2 separate regions of the Mus musculus genome follow, and region 2 is linked to region 1. Evidence: chromatin loops called from intact Hi-C (ENCODE). Cell type or tissue: heart. All regions are shown on one strand. Each heading gives the region's core, and the rest is flanking DNA. Links, peaks and the distances in the headings are about the cores only.

Region 1 (10,433 bases), core at 816-8,815:
CTGCGAGGCTGCTTCCTCCAGTCTTTGTAGCACATTGTCTCATCCCATCGTCCCTACTTGAGAGGAAGCATACGTGCTGAGTGTAAAGGGAACACCAGCATTTGAGATTAGTGCAGCTTGACACTACAGTACTATTTTTCTCTTAATAAACCCATGTTTTCACATCTTCATGATGTGAACCCATGTCTTCAGTAGTGTAACCACTGGTAAATTGTCTATACACCAGTAATTAATCCCCACCCATGTTTCTGTAATTAGCTCTAATTAAACTCACTGGGACACCCCTCACATACATGCATACACATATAAATGCACATACACATGAAGTACATCCCCAATACAAGCACACAATGCACACAATGCACACATGCACACACACAGCATACCCCAACATACATGCACACACACATACACATGTAGCATACACATATGTAGGCATGTATGCACATGCACAGTAAATAAAAATAAAATAATATAAAAAATAAAAGAAAAAAAGAAAAAAGAAAGTGGAAAGGAGACAATTTGAGAAGAGGAGGGGGTTGTCAGGAGTCAGGAGAGGAAACAGGAGACAACAACATGATCAAATGATTAAAATGAATTATATGCATAAATGAAAAGCATTTGGAATTACTATATGATAATTATTTTAAAGGAAAAAGAACATGTTTGGCCAGATTTGATAGTGATGCTTGTGATTCCAGAATTCGGGAGGCTGATGTCAGCTTAGGCTACCCTCCTTAATAATAATGCCAAATGATACTTTATCTTACAGACTAAGGCAGGTCTTGCATATGACAAAGAGAGACCTTATTTCCAGACCCCTCTAATATCTTCTGATTTATAGGTTAGGTTAATATTAAATACTATGAAGACCTCTGAACTTGAACTGATTGTATTTTGTATTATGAGATGGTCCCAAGCCTATGGGAACAAGAATTGGAAAATGATGACTCAAAGGGGATCGTTTAGAGTGTAGAATTGATGAGGGGTGGAATTGTGCTGGTTCACATTGATTGCCAACTCAACAGGGTCTAGAATCACCCAGGAGACAAATCTTTGAGCATGTGTGTGTGAAGAAGATTTTCAAGAGGGTTAACTGAAGTGAGAAGACCCACCCTAACTGTTGGCAGTGCCACACAATGGGCTTGGATCCCAGAATGACTAGAAAGGAGAAAGCAGGATGGAGAGACGCCTCATCGGTTAAGAGTATGTGTTGCTCTTGCAGAGGACCAGAGTTCAGGTTCCAGAGCCCATGTTGAGCAGCTCACATCTTCCTGTAACTCTAGCTTCCGGAGGGCATCTGACACCTCTGGCCTGTGAGCACCTGAACTTATGTCCCACAAGAGAGACCTATCCACATGCATATCACAAATAAAAGCATGCATAAAGAAGAAAAAGAAATCTCAGCATTGACACGGATCCCTCTCTGTTTCCTGATTGTGGGTGCCATGTGACCAGCCTCTTCACCTTCTTGCCACCACGCCTTTCCTGCCATGGCGGAGTGTGTCCGAAGAATGTGAGGCAAAATAAACTCTTCCTTCCTTAATCTGATTGTTCCTGGCACTCGTCACAAAAATAAGAGAAGCAAAGAGTGCAGTTAACTGTGGAGCCAAGATCACCATGCAAGGATCACCTGGGGGAAGTTGCAGAAAGCTTCGACCAGCGACTTCGTCCAGTGGATCCATTGCTACAGGAAAGCCAGAAGACAAAGCTGCGCTCAAAGGCAGCCTGCACACAAAGACATTTGTTCACTCGGCAGCAGATGTCTTGGTTTTCTATAGCTAATGAGTCTCATAGGTGAGACACAAGAAGAGACCTGAGGAGAGGGGCCGTGGCAAAGGTACACTGGTAACCCTGCCAACGAGCCTCCTTGGTGACGGCTTAAAGCTACTGACACAGAGAAATTCTTGTTTAGACCGGAAAGCAAATGGCCTAGAAGTCAGCTCTGATAGTTAGTCAGGGTGTAATTAGATACAAATGGACCTTGATTAATAAGGATCCCTGAAATCCTCTTCTAAAGGATTTCATACCCTTCATGTCAGGGACTTACAGGCTGAAGCATGTCCCTTATTGCCATGGTGTCCTACAGGTATGTCTCAGCGGAACTCAGACATTAGCTGGGGCAGGGGCTCTGTCAGAATGCTTGCCTAGCACGCACAAAGCCCTGGACTTCCTCCCTGGTACTGCGTGAGCTCAGGTGCACTGGTGCTTGTGGCTTGTCTGCAATCCTCACACTCAGGAGGTGTAGGCAGGAAGATGGGAAGTTCAGGGTTGTTCTGGGCTTCACAGTGAGTTTCAGGGCAGCCTGGGGTTCATGGGCTGTCCTCCAAAATGGCTGGTGGAAATGGACAAATGGCTCAGGGGTTAAAAGCACTCGCTGCTCCTGTTTGGGTCCAGTTGGGCAGCTCATAATTAACCCAGACAAAAGAAACATTTAAAAAAAATCACACTCACACACTTGCATACACATATACACGGACAAACATATGTGTATACATGTACACACACACACACATACATATACATGTACACGCACACGGAACAATCGGCAGATTACCCATCACCAGTGATCCTCAGTCCCTGGTAAAACTCTGCTCCTTTGCATTGCCTTTCATTTCAACAATGTCCAGTGGGCAAACAGCTGCCTTAGTCTTCTAGAAGAATTTGCCAGATTGGTCTGCTCATGATCATGTTTTTTAACCAGTTCTGTATCTGTATTTACTAACAACTCTTGGTTCAAAATATCCTGCTGAACACAGCGATCTGTCTCAGCGCCGACTTTCAGCTCTCTGCCTCAATCCATCAGAAAGCCCCCTAATCCTTCTTGGTTTGCCTCAAATTACACTTAATATCAGCCCAACCTTGTCTTTAATAGTCTCACCTAGGCGATTTGCATGTAATAAACAAATTGGTCGTCCGCTGATTATGTCTAGGATACAGGTCATAAATCAATCTACAAATCACCGGCTACAAGAATTCTCGCAGCTAATGGAGAACAGAACCTGATAATGCTAAGTTTGTCTCTCAAAATTAATTTGTTCTTTAGAACCAAAGGATTTCATTTTTCATCCACAATAAATATTAGATTCAGGTCAGGAATGAAATTCATGTTACTATTCTGGATTTTGTCACCCGAGCATATAATTTGATAGATCATTTTCACAGACTGCCAACAAGGAATCTCCTTAGTCATACATTATTCTCCTGGAGTGGGTTTCCCTTCCCTTTGGTCTAAGATGAGCTTAGAACTAACTTGGACACATAGAGCTACACCAGGACCATACACCTCTTCAAAAAGAAGGTATTTAATTGGGAGGGGGCTGGCTTACAATCACAGGGGTTTAGTCAATTATCATCATGGTGGGAAGCATGGCCAGCATCCAGGCAGACATGGTAATGGAGAGATAGCTGAGAGTTCTACACCCAGATCTTCAGACCGCAGGAAGGGAGAGACATTGGGGGTTAGCCTGGCGTTGGCTCTCGAAATCTCAAAGCCCAGCATGTAACTATATGAACCTATCAGAGCCATTCTCACAACCACCCACACTTGGATAGACTCCAACCTGAGGAATTGCCTCCATCACACTGGCAGACCTATAGGGGTGCATTCTTGATGGACGGTTACGTGGGAGGGCTCTTCCCCCTGTGGTGGTGCCATCCCAGGGCTGGTAGCCAATGTTGGATTAAGAAAGCAAGCTAAGCAGAACAGAGGAAACAAGCCAGTCAGCAGCGGTCTTTGCTTCAGTTCCTGCCTGCCGGTTCCTGCCGTGGCTTCCCTGGGTGACAGACTCTAGCTGATAAGATACAGTGAACCCTCATTTCTCCACGTTGCTTTTCGTCATGGAAACGATGCAATTCATTCCACAGTAAAGTGGCTAGAAGGCAATGTAGCTTCTGCTCTCAAGTTCTGGGGCCACGCAAAGAATCTCGGATCAAGCCCCTGAGCGGTGATGGGCTCGCTGGAGAGACAAGTTGGAAGAAATGCCTTATGCACCTTAGACGAACTTCAGCTAAGAACCGTTGCACATCCAGCTGAGCTCAGCAAACCCCAGATATTAGCTCTCTGCTGAGCCCTGATAAAGTTTCAGAATCAAAATGATCAGTGCTGGTTGAAGTCACTAAATTTGGAGGAGGGTAAAGCTGCATTACTGTAGTCTGAAATAGCCTGCAAGCATGGCCAGAGTTCCAGCCCCTGAAACTCACAGCAAAGGCCTGCAATAGCAGTTTACATCTATAATCTCAGTGCTGAAGGATCCCAGGCTCACTGGCCAGCTAGGTTAGCTGAATCCATGAGATCCAGGTCACAAGAGACCCTGTCTCCAACACCAAGTTGGACCACATTGATCATGATTAGAGAAAGGCGACGCTCTTCAGACATTGTACCTGAGGTAAAAGATTGGGAGCTTATTCTAGAAAGACAACTTTTAAAAGAAAATTCTCAAATAAATTCCAGAAGACAGAGTTGGCTCGCCTGGAACTGGGCTTACAGTGATCATGAATTACCTGTGTACTGCTTGATGTGGGTGCTGGGAACAGAAATTGGGTCCTCTGAGAGAGCAGCAAGCCCTCTTAACCACGGAGCCATCTCTCCAGCCCCTGGAAAGACAAGTTTTAAACAGGAAGAACCATAAATCTATGCATCAGTGCTCACAGCTCACAGCTCCAGGGGTGGCTTTCTGACCCAGGAGTCTAGCTCCCGTCCAAGAAAAGAACTGTAGTCTTAGCATCTCTTTCTTAAAATGTTGCTGAGGATTTAACACAGAAGATGCAGGTGAAAGATGTTTGGGGTTTCAGGGATGGCCCAGTAAGCTAATTGCTTGCCACATGAGCATCAGGATCCCCAGCACCTACCTCAAAGGCCAGGCATTATGGTTCATGCCTGTAACCCTACTACTGGGCAGGGGATGGAGACTAGTGGAGCCTGCTGCTCAGCTAGAATAGTCAATCAATGAACTCCAAATTTAGAGACACACCTTGCCCCAAAACATAAGGGGGAGAGTGAAAGAAGAAGACTTCTATATGTGTATGCGTGAATAAACAGACACTCATATACATACATACATACCCCCCCCCCACACACACACACTCTACCCACTCACTCCACACACCCACAAAGACAGCTGACAGGAAGTACCAATGAATCACAGCTTTTATTGTTAGGCAAAGCAAAGAAACTATATTCTAAGAATACCCCTTCATACTCTGCCATTGCTTATGCAGTCACTGAAATTAAGAATCACGGTGTCTATTAAGAATTCTCTCAATGACACTCAACCTCACTGAAGCATAGGAAATAACTGAGAGCAGTAATACTTGTAAGAAATGAAACAAAATGAGGCTAATGCAAATAAAAAGGAGTTACCTACTGGCTTTTCCCAATTAATTAGCATATGCACATTCAATTATTCATACCTTAGGGAACTCATTTAGGCAATCAGGTGTCCCATAAATATTCATTATTATTTACCTTCGGTGTTCAGTCCAGAGGATTGGAAATTGGCAGTGTTTTCTCAATATATTTCACAACTGGTTGGTTTGAAAAAGATTACCTGGACCTAAACTCCTATGTCATTAAGGCCAAGAACGTTGTGCCACATGAATGCTGAATTAAAAGAGCCTGTTGTCAACTCCTGGGTGGGGTCTCTGTCATCCACCTGAAAGGCCAGTGTTCTGCTTGGGGTAGGAAGTAGTAGCTGCGATTCTGACCTTCGCCCACTAGCATGCACTCTTTCACAGTTTTTCCTTGGTGAGCAGGCCCGGGCCTACAGGAACTGGGAGGGCTACAGTGCCGTTGGAATTTATTGGCGAGCAGAGTGAATGTGATTTGTACATATGAACGCATTGTGCCTCCGGCATGGACAGGACCTCGCTTCTCTGTTTCTGAAGAGCGGCCTCACAGCTTTAGTGTATGGAGGAGAGGGTGGGCAAATCAGGACGGATGAGACAAATTTGTAAGGCCCAGATGCAACAAGAAACTGCTGGCCTCTCTGTTAAATATAATAAGCAGTTTTAGGCAGCAAATGCTTTTTGCTCTTGCAGAGGAACTGAGTTCAGTTCCACCAGGGAACCCAATGCCCTCTTCTGACTTCCATGGGTGCCTGCATGCACATGCACACAGATACCACACAAATAAAGAACAACAACAGCAAAAGTCTTAAGAAAGGGAATGTGGGTGGAGATGATGTAAATATAATGCATGCATGGAATTCTCAAAAAGTTCAAATTAAAAAAAAATCCAGGACAAAAGGCCTTTTTTGGTGATCTAGAAATGTATTTTGTATCATAGGTCCAGTGTTCTCCCTTTATTATTTGTGAGATCCCACCCAAGTGTGCAGATGCTCAAAACCTTGTCCAAAAGGGTATACAGAACCCACGAGTGTCTGCAATTTCACTCATGCCCAGGTTAATTGTAGCAGTGTGAATGCCAGTGGACGTTCACTACACTGTACTGTTCAGGGAGCATTGAAAAGGGTCTGTCCATGTGCAGTAAAAAAAAAATCCATTTAAAACATTTTAAAAATTTTGAAATAATTCTTGAGGCTTTCATGCGGATGTTCGATGAAATATGATCCGCCCCACATTTCCCTCTCCAACTCCCCCATCACACCCCTCCCAATTTCATATCTTCTCTCTCTTTTTGATAACTGAGTCCAGTTAGTGCTGGCCATATGTGTGTGGGTGGGGGCATCCCCTCGAGCATGGGAAGCCTACCAGTGGCCATATCCTCAAAAAAGAATGCATCTCCTTCCCCCCCTTTAAAAAAGGATTTTCACTGCATTTCCTGTGAGTGTGTGTGTGTGTGTGTGTGTGTGTGTGTGTGTGTCCCTTAGGTGTTACAGGAATGTTGTTCACCTTGCTCTTTCAGGCAGCCTCTCATTGGCCCAGACCCCACATACTTGGCAAGGCTAGCCTCCAAGCAGGGTCCAGAGACCTCCCTATCTTCACTTCTCCAGCAATGACATCATAGCCATGTACCCAGCCTTTTACTCAGGGGGTAGAGATTCAAATTCAGGTCCTCATGTGTACACCAAGCATTTTAGGGACAGAGCCACCTCCCCGGGCTCTGTATTCTGTAATTCTTGAGTGTGCGTTAAAGCCACTGTACTATGTGCAAGGACCTATGCCTTCCCATTGTGAGAACACAAAGCTGTGCAGAATTGCTGGGTTGTTACATGATGCGACTCTTATCATAGACCTCCAAACGGACCTCATCGTCTGCCTTTAGCAGGCAAGGAAATCAAGCTTACAAAGGGGTAAGTGACTTAATCTGCACCAGGAAGGACTACATGTAGATGAAAACCCAGGTCTGTCCATCACACTCAATCTCCCACCTGCTTCCCTGGCAAGTTTTGTTTGTGGGATACACCTGGCATGTGCTTGGGCGGGGGTGGGGGGTTGATTTTTCAACTTCCAATAATTGTATTTATTTTTAATGATTTTGCAACTGCTCTCGGCTCCCAACTATGGGCACAGTAAATTCCTGCAAGAACTGTTTGTAGAGCAAGTCACAAATGCTACCCATCCCTTGCCCTCCAGGCTGCAGACAAAAGACCTTTTCATTGTGCTCAAATGGATCCAGTCAGTGAAGCCGCATAAACTCATGGGACCATTTATTTTCCAAAAAAGAGCCAGTCTAAACTTTGGGGTCCACACTTGAAATCCACCCATCTGGTGCAGGACCAGTCATGAAAGACCCTTTGAGCAAAGAAAGTCTTCAGAACTCAGAGTAGGGTCAAGCTGTTTCCTTAAAGTTCCGATCTCTCCAAAAGTATATGAAATGAGGGGGGACGTGGGGTGTGGGGTATCATAAAATGGTGTCTTAAGAGTATTTTTGTTTTTAATGGTAAGAGGACAATTCTGGAGCATCCCGACCACTGGAAAGGCAGGAACCTTTTGTTGGAAGCTCGGAGAAGCTACTCTGGTTGCCATGCAGACTGAATCTGTAGGAAGGCTTTTGCAGAGTTTCTTGAAGCCCCAGCCCCTTGCAGCTAGCAACCAGCATGAGCAAAGCTGGGGCTGCTCATTAGAGTCATCAGTTAACCCCCTGCCCCTGCTGCTTGCCTCCTTATTGTAATTAATTTTATGGACCCTTTAAAAAGAAAGAGACAGAAAAGAAAAGAGAGACCTCGACATTTTATGCTACATTGCACAAGCAATTGAAAGTTGCAGGGAAAGAAGAAGAAAAAAAAGACCCAACCACCAAATGTTTAGCAGCCTTTTCTTCTATTTCAAATGAGCAACCTATTTAAATCAATTATCAGCTCAAAATGAGCAAGCTGATCTAATTAGTCTTGGCCCCTGGGGGGTTAATGAATGAAAGGGGGTGCAGGGGTGTGGGTGGATGTGTGCTCTCTCTGGAGTCTTTGGAAATGACCACACTCACACACACATCCTCTTCTAAGTGGCTAAGTCTTGGTGAATTACAGGATTGGGCAGGCAGGCAGGCAGGCGGGCGGGGGGGGGGGTGCGGGGGGGATGGTTTGGGGGAGAGGAGGGGGAACGGCAAGGGGACTTAGCTGTTTCCTCTGCTCCCTGGGCAAAGTGACTATGCTCTGCACAGGGGATTTTTTTTCAGACTGTGTTTTTCCACACAGCGGTCATTAGCATGTGATAAGTAGCTCAGAATTGCGAATAAATCAATGTGTGTTTTCTTTAAGCATGTTTGAGAGGGAGCAACGTATTGACTTCAGAAGAAAAAATGCTGTTGAATGATGATGGCCCTGGGCCTGAGTCTCTCTGCAGAGAGAGCCTCCTCTCTATTCTGCTCTAGTCAGGCCGTGCCCGCCCTTGACTCAGGATGGCCCCTGGACATTAATATATAGTTAATCAAGGGGCTAACGCAAGGAGGCAGTGGAACAGACGAGGAACAATAAGTTTGGGTGGTGTTTGACTGAAGCTCTCAAGTTTCCCCAGATTTTTTTTTTAAATATATCTTTTCAAGCGTTCCTCTGTGCAAGGGAGGAGATATTTGCTTTTTGGGTTCTGACATTTCTTACCCCAAATGTTAACTCTCTGGTAAATGTTACAAGTATTTATGGTTTGGGAATTTGATATCTGTTACTTTTTTGAATTTCTCTTTTCTGGTGCAAATGACGCAGGTTTGGAGGTCAGGCAGCCGGGCTCCCAAACCTATGTGCGTGTGACCTTCGGCGACTTTCTCTGCCTTTCTGAGTCTTTGGTTCTCATCTTCCACACGGGGATAATTTCACCAGTTTGTTTGAGGATCGTGATACCATGTATGGACCCATCACTTTTATTGTTTCTGTGACAGAACACCTAACAAAAGCAGCTTAAGGGGGAGGGTTTATTTGGTTTACTGTTCAAGAGTAGAGTCCATTATGGTGGGGAAGGAAAGATGGCAGGAGGATGGGGCAGCTGCTTACACGGCACCCATCTCCAGTCAGAAAGCAGAGAGCTGGAATGCTGTGCTTAGCTCACAGTCTCCTTACTATTCAATGGGAAATTGGCTTTTTGCTGCTTAAGCTTGTTGGAAGTGACTCTGGAAGTAAGGAAACACTTGCCCCATCTCCTCTAAAACTCCCTGTCTGAGAGCAGGGCGGCTTCCTAACTCTATAACAAAAGGAAAAGAAAATTGCAGATGGCTAAGAGTTCAGAAAGCAAAGGAAGATGTTCGTGCTTACCCTATGATATAAAAGTGCCTGGGGCTGGGGAGAGATGCTGAGCTCAGGCCTCAGCCAGGAAAGAAAGCTCAACCAGGACTCCAGCTGCCTCAACTGCCTCAACTCCCCCAGTCGGTTTCTGCTGGAAGATCACCAGATCCCAATAGTGTGATGACTGGTCCCCTTTCTGCGGCAGTTTGTCCTCTTCAGAGCCTTGCTCAATGGGGATACTTTGCCATGATCCTCATCAGCTGTCTTTCTGAACCAGGTTTCCCTGGCTAATTTCTGTTGGATGTTTGTAAGCCCTCGATGAGCACCTTTGTCTGCTCTCTCAATTGGGCTTCTGCTGGATTTCGTAAGCACCTGCTTCGATGATGTTTTGCCATCTAACATGTTTCTCTCTGTCTGTTAGCCCCTACTCATCTTACTTTTGCCTGCCAAATGCTCAAACTCTCTTGTTCAAGACTGAAGGGATGACTATTGTGGACCACTCTCTAGACCACACAGAATACTGCCTGCTCACATTTAGGAGGGTCATTGTACCTAATTAGCCCAATCTGAAAAGTGCCTTACAAAGGCTTGTTTTCTAGATGATTCTAAATATAATCAAATTGACAATCAGCTTTAATCACCAACCTGTGAATGAAGCCGCCCAGGTTCATGGCCGGCCTCTCTGTTCCGAAGTGTGAGCCAGCAGTTGTTTTGGTGTAGGGTGGACATGACCCTGTGCTTTCCAAAAGTAATGCAGCAAGAGTGAGAGGTTTTGCCTGCTGAGTTTCCTTGGACTGGCAATGATGATGAATCTTACGGAGT
Region 2 (10,433 bases), core at 1,092-9,091, 460 kb after region 1:
TACCCCACTCCACCCCCCAGATCCAGCCCCAGACGGATGCTCCTTTAGACCTGTCGCCCGAGCTCCACGACCCCCACCCAGGTTCCACGCCCTCCTCTCCCTCCTAAAACTGAACACACTGTTGGGAACTATATGTGCCTGTGCTGACGTCCTGGCAAGCCTTGGCGAGAGGTGTGTGCAGGCTGAGTGAGCAAATATTGGCTGAGACACTTGTGTGAGGGGTCCAGAGATCTCGGAGCCCAGGGCTGGCATGTGGGTGAGAAGCTACAGCGGGGGCAGGGTGAGTGGTGTGTTCAAGTATGGGGAAAGGGGCTTGGTGTTGGTGTGCAGGGTGCATGTCAGTGTGACTGCCTTGGAGTACTCGTGTTTTTTAGATACTCCCCTCTGCCTTTTGGTAGTTGAGGATGTCTTGCCATTTGATAAATGCTCAGGCCAGGATGGCAGACAGGTAAGGCAGCAGGAAGAAGATGTGGGAACCGACCAGAAATGGAATGCAGCCCTTTGCTCCAAACGGGTCCAGTTCTGGGGTCCCAAGTACAGGAAGGAATGGAGATCAGCATGTCCTTCCATTGCCTTGCTGTTTTAAGCTTTGTGGTTACCCCCTGCAAGAGACACCCCCCACAGAAGGCCACGGATTGGGCATTACCTCCTCCATAGACTTACTGTCTCCCTTGCCACCTTTTCATATTTAGCCCAAATGAACTGGGGGTGGGAGAAACGACAAAGAAGGAAAGGATTTTTGCTTAATTCCAAATACCAAAAAATGCATGAGAGTGTAAGATAGTCCTCCTACCCCCAACGCAACCCCCCCCTGGGCTGGGGAGCATGGTACACTGAATACAGAGACCCCCTAAACCCTCCAACCCTCCCTAGTCCCTGAACATCCTCCATTCCTAGAGGTTCAACTCTGGCTTCCATGCAAAAGACATCTGGCCAAGCAGAGGGAAAAGTGCATGTGTGCTTAGGGAAGGGAGAGCTGCCGGGAACTTTGAGATCAGACAAAGGGAAGACATGAGTTTTTCTAAGGGTGAAAACTAAGAAAGTGTATCTATTTCCCCTCTTTCCAACCTGGTAAACAGCCACAAATCATTTATGTGCTTGTGTTCATGTCTGTTCCCCTGTGTGCATGAGAGCCATCCACGGAAAACCCAGTCTCCAAATGCATTACTTGTGTGTTGGTGTGTAACTCTGTGGAGGATAGGAGCTCCTCAAATGACTTGGGCCCAAGTCAGCCTCACCAATGCCTACAGAGAATTGTAACGCATTTGCTGAGAGCTCCTTGCATGATGGTTCAGAAAGGGAAATCTCCTACTCGGAAGGGTTTTCTAACGAGTTTTGAATTTTGTTTGTGTTGAGACAAGTTAAGAGGTCCCTCCAGTTCCCACCTTAAAATGGAGGTGGGAGAGGTGAGTGCAAATCTAAAAGCCAAGCCTCTCGGCTCAGAATCAGAGCTCAGTGGGCTTGCAGTAGGTGGTGTTGCCTGCACACGGTGGTAATCCCATTTCCAGTGTAGATCAGATGGCGGTGGGGCCTCGTGGTGCGGGACATGAATGAGTTGTCCCAACACAATAGCGTGCAGCCTTCCTACGGGGACTGGGTGACCAGCGGTTTTGTTGGGAGTGAATGCAGGGAGATTTCTGGTACAAGTGCGGGCATTATCGTGAGCCAGAAGGTCAGACTATACATTGCAGGTCCCCAAAGCCTATAGACCTTGGGAAATGTGAGGCCTCTAGCCGCGTGATTGTACCTGACAGTCTTTTCAATAGACTAATTCAATTAGCGCTCAGGGCTTCGGTCTTCATTTGGAGGGCATGACAATATGGGGTGGGTGGGTGCTGGAGGGGGATTTCTTGGGTACTGGTTAAGGGTCTTCAGGAATTTTGTTAGAAGCCAAGAGTGGCACTGGAAGAGGCAGACAAGGGGTGGGAGGAAGCCAATGAATTGGGGGCAGTCTCAGAAGCCAAATCTCTGAAAATAAATTTCTCAGTTAACCCAAGAAATGAGGAGAGGAAGTTTTGTTTGCAAGCCTCGGGAAAGTCCTGGGTGGGTGTGGAGAAGGCTTTGAGGTGATAGTTTTTCTTTTACCTTCTCTGTGTGTGAGCAAACGCACCCCCACCCCCAATCTGTTTTCCTAGAAAGCTCAAGAAAAAGCCTGTCAGTGGGGCTGTCACCTTAGACTATGCCAGTATTATCTGGGTGTATCCCCACCACCACAACCACCTCTAGTAGTTGCAGCAGGAGTGGAGACATTTTATTCTGGACTCTCTCTCTCTCTCTCTCTCTCTCTCTCTCTCTCTCATACACATGCCATTTCCTTGACTGTGGGAAATGGAGGTGTGGGGTGGGGTACTGATTCCCTAACATTCATTCCAAAGGGTCTCCTGGGGCCCCCGAGTTCCAGGAGCTAGACCAACTGCCCACCCGCTTGCTTGGTCCCTGGGAACGCTGAAGCCAGCCAGCCCATCGCTGCTAGCGGGTTTCCTCCCGACTTTCAGGCTGTACTTCCGAGAGCAAGGAGCCAGAGGAAGGAGTGGAGATGCAGGGCCCTTAGGCTCCCATTACGGAAAACAGAGTCTTCATCCCTGCCCCCTCCCAAGCCCTCCCAAATGGTTCTTGAGCTGAACCATTCAGCGAGACTGGTGCCAGCCCGGAGGATTTTAAAGCCAGTACTACCTAAAATCAAGGAGACTCCGCACACTTCTCTAATATATATGTCTCTTTAATCAGGCTTCCCGTTTGTCTTCTTACACAGAACCCTTCCCAAACCCTAGCACCCAAACTCCAATTTGGACTCAACTCCTCTCTGTGGCGCGGAGGCGGGGTATTTAGAATTAATTTAGTTAGACATTTCATCTGACACTTTATTTTGGCCTCCTCCCTCTTTAGTTTTCTCCCCTCCTTAGAAGGTTTGGGGACCCACTGACCTACTCCAGTCCCCACCTGTCCGAGTGACTGCTCCGCCTGGATCCGGCTCGGTTCGGTGCTTAGAGTGTTTGCAAGCAGGAGGAGGATGCGGGGTGGGAGTGAGCGAGGAGGGGCCAGAGCAGCTTCCGGGTTTGCCGTAGTCCCCCGTATCGGTTCCTGCTCCCGCAGAGGTCTAGACCCGTCTCGAAAGTCCGAGACAAAAATTAAATAAATAAATAAAAATCAACGAGAAAAAGAGGGGAAAGGGGGGGGGGGGGAGTGAGGAAGACTGCAAAGCCCGTGTTCTTTTTCCTTGTCGAGGTGGGGGGTCTGTCTTCCTCTTCCTTCCTTCAGCACACATAGGGACGTGGGCTGTCTCCCGTCTCTGGCTCTTCTCCCACTGACCGGTAAGGAGGAAGAAATCCGAGAACCCGCTCCCAACGCCACCAGGCTCCAGGCCAGCGCCTTCCCGTTTCCCTCCCCACAGGCCGGCGGTGAAATCGCAGCCTCCTTAAACCCTCCGGAGCTGCAGCGTGGGGAAACTCTTTCCGGGCAAGGTGCTGGATAAACCGCAATGTCTGTCCATTAGAGATCGGTGCGGCAGGGGTTACTGGCTGGGAAACCCGAAAAGTTTTGTTTGGGAGGTGAGCACGTCAGGAAAGAAAAGCTTCAAGAACTTGAGGGGTATGGTCAGAAAGAGGTCTCCTCGGGTTCCTCCCCACGCCCCAATTCCTTCACTTGGGTCAGAGTCACTGCACTGTGGAGACCTTTCTGGACCACCTTTCTGCTTGGCCTGCTCCAGCAGAACTGGGGGGTGTTGGGGTGTGTTTGTGTGTGATTCTCATCATAAAGGACTTAGTTTGAATGCACATGTATGAAAGTGTATACCTCGAGGAGTTGTGCTTGGTTTATGCTTGTGGGCAGTGACAATGGGTCCATGTCTTTATAGGCTAGAAGCAGGATTTGCGCGTGTCTGTGCGAATGGAATGAACGATCTCCACTTGTACGCTTCTACGCGTTCGCGTGCAGTTTGAGGAGGGTGTCGCGTTTGCGTGCACTTTGAGGAGGGTGTCGAGGTTATCTGTAAGTGAGAGCCCTAGAAGCCCATGGAAGAACAGGCAAGGACCTTGGACCCCTTACCCAGAGTAGCTGCTGGAGGCCTAGACTTTTCTTTCCTCCCCAGCTCCCCTATGACTGTCTTTGAAAATTGCAAAGAGGCTGCTTAAATCCAGATTAAAACAGTCACTGACTTTTTGGGTTTTAACGGAAACTCAACTCAGCAACGATGGACTTGAATTGTGTGTGTGGAGGGCTAGGCAGTGTATTCCAAGGTCAAGAGCAGAAGAGACCTGGGAGATTTGGGTAGGCTCAAAGACACTCAGAGACGGGAGAACATAAGTCACCTCCCCCAAGGAGGCCACTGGCCCCAGGGCTCTCCAAGCACTGGTTAGCTGCCAGGAGGAGCCTTGGACTGTCTTTGGGTCTAGGTCCCAGGAGAGGACAAGGAACTGTGGTCTCCAGTAAGGACCCTATGCTCCATTCATTCCTCAAAGTTTATCACTTTCTCCCATGTGTGCCTAGTGGAAGCTAGGCCAGTCTTGGTGATGATGCGGGCAAGGGGAGGAGGCATTCTTTAATCCTCTGAAGACTGTCCCTTCTTTTACAGCGGTACTAGAACTTTCCAGACTTGAATGGTAGTTAGTGAGCCAGGAGTTGGGGGATGTCAAAAAGGAGAAAGATGGGGGTAGAGGAGTAAAAGGCAGGCCCCACGAAGTTCCCAGACCACCCCTCCCTGGGCCACCTAAGACATCCGTCCCAAACCTCAAAATTATTATTCAAAGAAGTCAAGAGTGTGATCTCTCAGCGAGCAAAGCAGCCAAGCCAAATATTATAGGCAAAGTCGATAATCAATGGACAGATTAAGCAACCTACCTCTAGGACAATGATCTCCACAATTGAAAAGGCACGCACTTTCCCTCTCCTCCCCTCCTCCACACAAAAGGGGACCCAAGGAGGCTGGGGCTGGCAGATGAGGGAGATAGCTACTGGTCTGGGAAGGGGAGTTTGTTAGCTGAGGGACGCTCACACCTCCCATGGGTGAGCCTAGCCTTCCTGGAAAGATATTCGTTGGCCTCTGTTAAGGTGGACCGTGAAAACTCTCCACACTGTACAGCTAGAACCCAGCTTCTAAGGTCTAGGCTTTCCAACCTTTCTGTAATCAGTGGGAGAATTCCCTCCCCTTCTCTGCTTTTGGGAGGGCATCCCTTAGGCGAAGGGGAGGGGAGGAGGATTCCCTGCCATGTGTGGTTTTTTTTTTCCTGTGAGAAATGTGCCACCTGTCGACACATCTGGAGAACTGCACGGGCGCGGCTGTGAGCCAGGGTTTGAGTTTGAGTCAGGTGGCTTTTGATATCTGAGAAGAGAAAGACTAAATTCCCTGGAAAAAAAATGATTTCTGTCGGATCTTCCCATCTAATAGAGGCAAAATTGGAGGGAAAGAGTCCCCTAAAAATTCTTAAATGACAATAGATTGCACTTGGTTTGAGCTGTGCTGTGTGACCTGGGAGGTGACACCAGTTGTCTCTGAGTCTCCCTTTCCTTTTTTTCCAAACGCAGAGGAGTGGAGTGGATAGATCTGCTTCCAATCCTGACTTTGAATCAAACACTCACCTCAAACATTATTATATAGCCAGCATGTGTCTAGTTTTTTTTTTCCTGTTTTTCTGCTCTAATCTCTTGTATATATTTAATGTAGAACCATTCCAATTGTGTCAGAGCTTTCGCAGTTACCCCAAGCTTCCATCTGAGTGGAGTCTGCAGTAGCCAGAAGAGAGTGTCAGATGCCCTGGCTGAAGCCACAAGTGATAGCTGAACTTGGGTGCTGGGAACCAAACTCAGCTCTCTAACCACCAAACCATCTTCCAGCCCCTAGATTAATTAGTTTTAATGCAACAGGACTTTGCTGACTGTGCACGATGTCCACTGAGGACTTTTGTTATGGACACCCAATGGCTATGGGGTGGGGGTGGGGGTTAAATGAGAAGACACCGCCCAGGTGGCAGTCAGAAGGGCAAGGCTGGCAGAGACCAAGGCAAGACAGAGAGCAAAGACCTACTCCGCCCCCACCCTCTGAGGTCATGAGATCCCTGTTAGACAGACAGGGAGCAGAAGAAAAGAGAGTGCAGAGAGCCAGGGAGGATGCATCAAGCCTCAAGCTGCTTTCTCTCCCCTTTCCGATTTATCAAAATTTAGAAATAGGATGTGGGAAGGAGGCTCAAGTATGACCGCAGCGCTGAGCTTGTGGAAGTTTGAGAGTGGCACCAGCTCGCGCCAGCAGGGACCCAGGGACTCCAGCACTGTGTGGCTGGGGCTGAAGTCGGGGATGCCCCTTCCAGGAGCTCTGGGCAGCAACTAACCGGACAGAATCTCCCTGGGCAGACCTAGTAGCTTTGGTTTAAAGGTCAGATCTAGATTTGAAGCACAGGGTGACTGGGGTGGCTAGCCTGCTCACAAAACCTTCACAGGGAGGCTCCTTTAAAACCTCACAAACCTGGGACTTTCCCTGTCACTGTCAGTGTAGAGGAACCCTGTCAGGTTCTCCCCAACCCTGAGAGTTCCATTCTGAGGCCACCTGCTCTCCATCCTCCCCCCACCCCCTGCTCTGCTCCCATAGGGGTTAGATTGTGGGCATCACATAGCTTGAGGATGGTGACTTCCGGTCTCATTTAGATACAGTGTGGGTCCCAGAAGTCTGGTCACTTGTCCTCCACAGTGGCCACCTGGTCACCAGCTGAGACCTGAGGGAACAGAGAACTCTTTGGCTGAGTTTTTGTGGTATCTCTATGTTTGGTGGTCCTTGTCCTCTACACCCGGCTTGTGACACTACAAACCACCCGGATGGCAGCCTTAGCACTTTAGGATCAGCAGTGACTAAGAGGAGCCTTGAAGGGACCCAAGAGCAGCTGGTATTTACTCCCTGCAGTCCTCAGAACCCAGACGAAGCAGATGGAAGAAGGATGTTCGAGCTTGGGCACAGAGAACCATCAAGAACCCAGAGACTGCCACTCATGCCCCACCTTCCTCTGTGAGCGACAGGAGGGTTTTCTTTACCCATGCTCAGAGGAGAGATGAAAAGATAGAAAGAACGTGGAGACAGAGAGGCCTAGAGATGAGAGACAGGAGAGGCATACGGGTGGGGCGGTTTGACTATCACTCCTTTTGGAAGACTAACCAGTAAGGCCGGGCTTGCTCTGGGCCTGACATACCTCAGAACAGTACAAGACCCACTGTCTACAGTGGCAGAAATTGACTGAGAGACATAACCAGGCCTAAGGGCATGCAGATGGGGACATGTGGCTCTGCAGACCCATGCCAGTGATAGGACTTACGATCCTGGTTCCAAGGTCATTGACTCATCTCTCCAAGTCATTAGTCCTTCCTCTTTTCACAGGTCCAGCTGCCATTGTAGGCTCCAGGAACAGGACTGAACAATGGGCCAGGGACCTCCCCAATCCATCACAGGCACAAACACGGATCCTACTCCCTTCCCCATTCACACTGCTGTCTGCTTCTTTTCTTGCGAATGGCCTCCAAGATCAGAGGTCCTGAGGGCTGCGAGTGGGTTGACCAGAAATACTCCCTCTGAGTAGACCCCCCAGCTCACAGTGGGGTTCCCTACTGCAGGACTACAGCCAGGACCCAGATTTTTCCCAATGGGTTTCTGAACAACAAAGGAATCTAGACTTTCTAGACCCTTCTGGACAATCTTGTTCCTGCAGCTGTCCATTTGTCTGTCAGCATCTTGCATGGAATACCTGATGCCTGGAGACCTCCCGGTGGTGAGTGGGCATGAGATAGGGATGAAAAGACACTCAGGCTGCAAGCAAGGATGACACCAAGGCACAGCTTTACCAGAAGACCCAGGTTACACAATTCAGGGCACCCCATCTGTTCCCAGGACCTGGATCAACCCAGAATCAGTGTGGGTGGAGCTTCTTTCTCTATTCTGCTACCCGAGAGGGTTCAGGGCTTTCTGGGCAGAGAAAAGGCTGGAGGCTACTAGCTATGGTGGAGAGCTGGACAGAAGAGGGCTGCTGCCGTCCTTGGGTGGTGGGCCCCACAGAGTAGCGTCTCGGCTGTCTTTCCATAAAGTTTCTCCTTCAGAGAATTGGAGAAAAGCTTTAGAACTGAGGGTGCGGGTGTGTGTGTGTGTGTGTGTGTGTGTGTGTGTGTGTGTGTGTGTGAGAGAGAGAGAGAGAGAGAGAGAGAGAGAGAGAGAGAGAGAGAGAGAGAGAGAAAGAGCTTTAGAGCTGAAGGGGTGGGGGTGGGGAGGAAGGGGGAAAGCTTTAGATCTGAGGGTGCGGGGTGGGGGGAGAGGAAGCTTTAGAGCTGAGGGGGTGGGGGTAGGGTAGGGGAGGAGACCGATTCAGGACTTTTGAACATCCTGCTTGGATTCAAGGCAGAGAAATCTGTCTCAGGTCTCATGAGCCCAGCGCTGACCTGCCCTGCTCCATCATTTAACAGGCCCATTAGGCTTGTGAGACGCTAAAAGCTTCCTCCGGGAGACTCCTTGGTTTGGGAATCACAGCCTCAGAATTTTATAGGGACCTTTAATAGAAAGGTTTGGAAAGAGACCGAGGGTGTCTGCGGTATGAACTTGAACTTTTTCTGAAGGGTATTTGGACCTTGTGCCAAAAATCTACCTGGGAAGAGACTCTGCCCCCCTCCTCCCCTCTCCGCCTTGACCTCAGGCGGCTGGGGGCTGGGGTGAGAGATATGCAGATGGGGGGTGGCTCTTCTTGGCTGGGTCACCAGAGAGGCCAGAAGCTAGAGATTGTACAGGGTGTGCCCCCACTCCATCGGGGTTTACTCTTTATCTCTTCAGTCTGTCAGTCTCCCAAGCTATCAAGTGTGGGTGCGACAGGAATGTCGCAAGGAAAAACTAATTAAATGGGAGCACAATGCTTTGGAAATATTAAGTGTCATGTAAATGCCTAATTCAAACAATAATCTTGATGGTGGTAATTATGTTCTAAGAAGCACATTCACAGAGAGCCTCGTGCTGAGCTCAAATATGTCTTAGGAGGAGCCTGGGGAGCCTGGCTTCTTCTGAGGCTGAGCTCAGCATAGGTGGAGGCTCCACCCCTAAACTGCCTGGAAGGTAACACTGTGGACCCTGGCTTTCTTCACTAAATAACTGCAGCCTCTGACCCTGGAGCCAGTTGCCTATAAGCCTGAACTAATATAGGCTGGAGAGACATAATGGATTGAATAACAGAATGGTTAACAATATATTATTGATAACAATAATAACAGATCACTTAGGCACTTAGGGGAAACATCAACTAGAGAGTAAGGAGGGACCAGGTGAGCCCTGACTGATTCCCCAGCCCCTGTGGTTTGGGGTTCAGATACTACTTGCCTCCAATTTTGTGTATCCTTGACCTGTTGTTTGGGATCCTGGGTCCTTGTGCAAATTTGGGTTTTCAGATAATCCCACTTTTCGATCTTCCCTCTAAGAAGGTCAAGTCAAGTTGCTGGCAAGCCAAAAGGGCATGGGCTTTAGGCTTTCTTCAGCCTTGAGCCCTGCCCTTCCCTTCCCTCCTTCCCTTCCCTTCCCTTCCCTTCCCTTCCCTTCCCTTCCCTTCCCTTCCCTTCCCTTCCCTTCCCTTCCCTTCCCTTCCCTCCCCTCCCCTCCCCTCCCCTCCCCTCCCCTCCCCTCCCCTCCCCTCCCCTTCCCTCCCTTTCCCTCCCCTCCCCTCCCTTTCCCTCCCCTCCCTTTCCCTCCCCTCCCCTTCCCTCCCCTCCCCTTCCTGCCTCTACCTCACCAGGATGCAATGACTTGATTGAAGGGCTCTGGGGAGACAGGGAGGAGGCTCCTTCCTACCCTGACCTCTGAACTCCTCTCAGCTTCTCTGAGGTGTGAGCAGGGCTGGGGGGAGTGGACGTGGTCTTGAAGAATGCTAGATGACAGCTTGCACAGGCAACATGGGACACTCAGGACATGGCTGCATCTGACCCCTGACCTGTGTTCTTCTGGGTACATTTTGGTGGCTTCAGTCACATTCACACCAGATCAGAGCTCTTCGAACTCCTCTCTGTTCTCACAGTGTGGGTGAGAAATTGGAGCACCCAGTTTGTAAGCTATCTCTTCAACTTCCTTCATTTCCTTCTTCTTTCTTTCTTCTTTCCACCCTCCTCTCTCTACTTCCCTCCCTCTCCCTTTCATTTCCTTTGCTTCCTTCCTTTCTTTACTTCCTTCTTTACTTTCTCCCTCCCTCCCTCCCTCCCTCCCTCCCTCCCTCCCTCCCTCCCCCCCCCTTGTTTTTGAGACAGGGTTTCACTATATAGTCCCAACTAACCAGGAATGTGTTATGTTGACCAGGCTGACCTCAAACTTATCTGGTTGGACTGCCTCAGTCTCCCAAGTGTGGGAACTAAAGCTGTGCCCCACAGTCCCTGCTTTCTTTTCGAGTTGCTGTCCCATGAAGCCCAGATTGGCTCCAAAATGTATGGAACCAAGGCTGGCC

The links. Hi-C counts contacts between places; a loop is a spot of excess contacts. Peaks named below come from ENCODE experiments on the same cell type or tissue, not always from the same donor. Only the 100,000 strongest peaks of a DNase experiment are listed, where the experiment ranks them.
Region 2: it touches region 1 in a loop (9-fold over the local background); 16 of 42 quality-filtered maps call a loop at or near these places.

The regions. Positions count from the first base shown.
Region 1 is chr1:121,049,222-121,059,654 of GRCm38, reverse strand. No RefSeq gene overlaps it. Among named protein-coding and RNA genes, the nearest start is that of Celrr, 33 kb to the left of the region's middle. In heart, for the core only: a CTCF peak has its summit at 5,711; no DNase peak of the experiment used is centred there; H3K27me3 peaks cover 365 bases.
Region 2 is chr1:120,589,534-120,599,966 of GRCm38, reverse strand. No RefSeq gene overlaps it. Among named protein-coding and RNA genes, the nearest start is that of En1, 7.7 kb to the left of the region's middle. In heart, for the core only: a CTCF peak has its summit at 5,263; no DNase peak of the experiment used is centred there; H3K4me3 peaks cover 875 bases; H3K27me3 peaks cover 7,696 bases.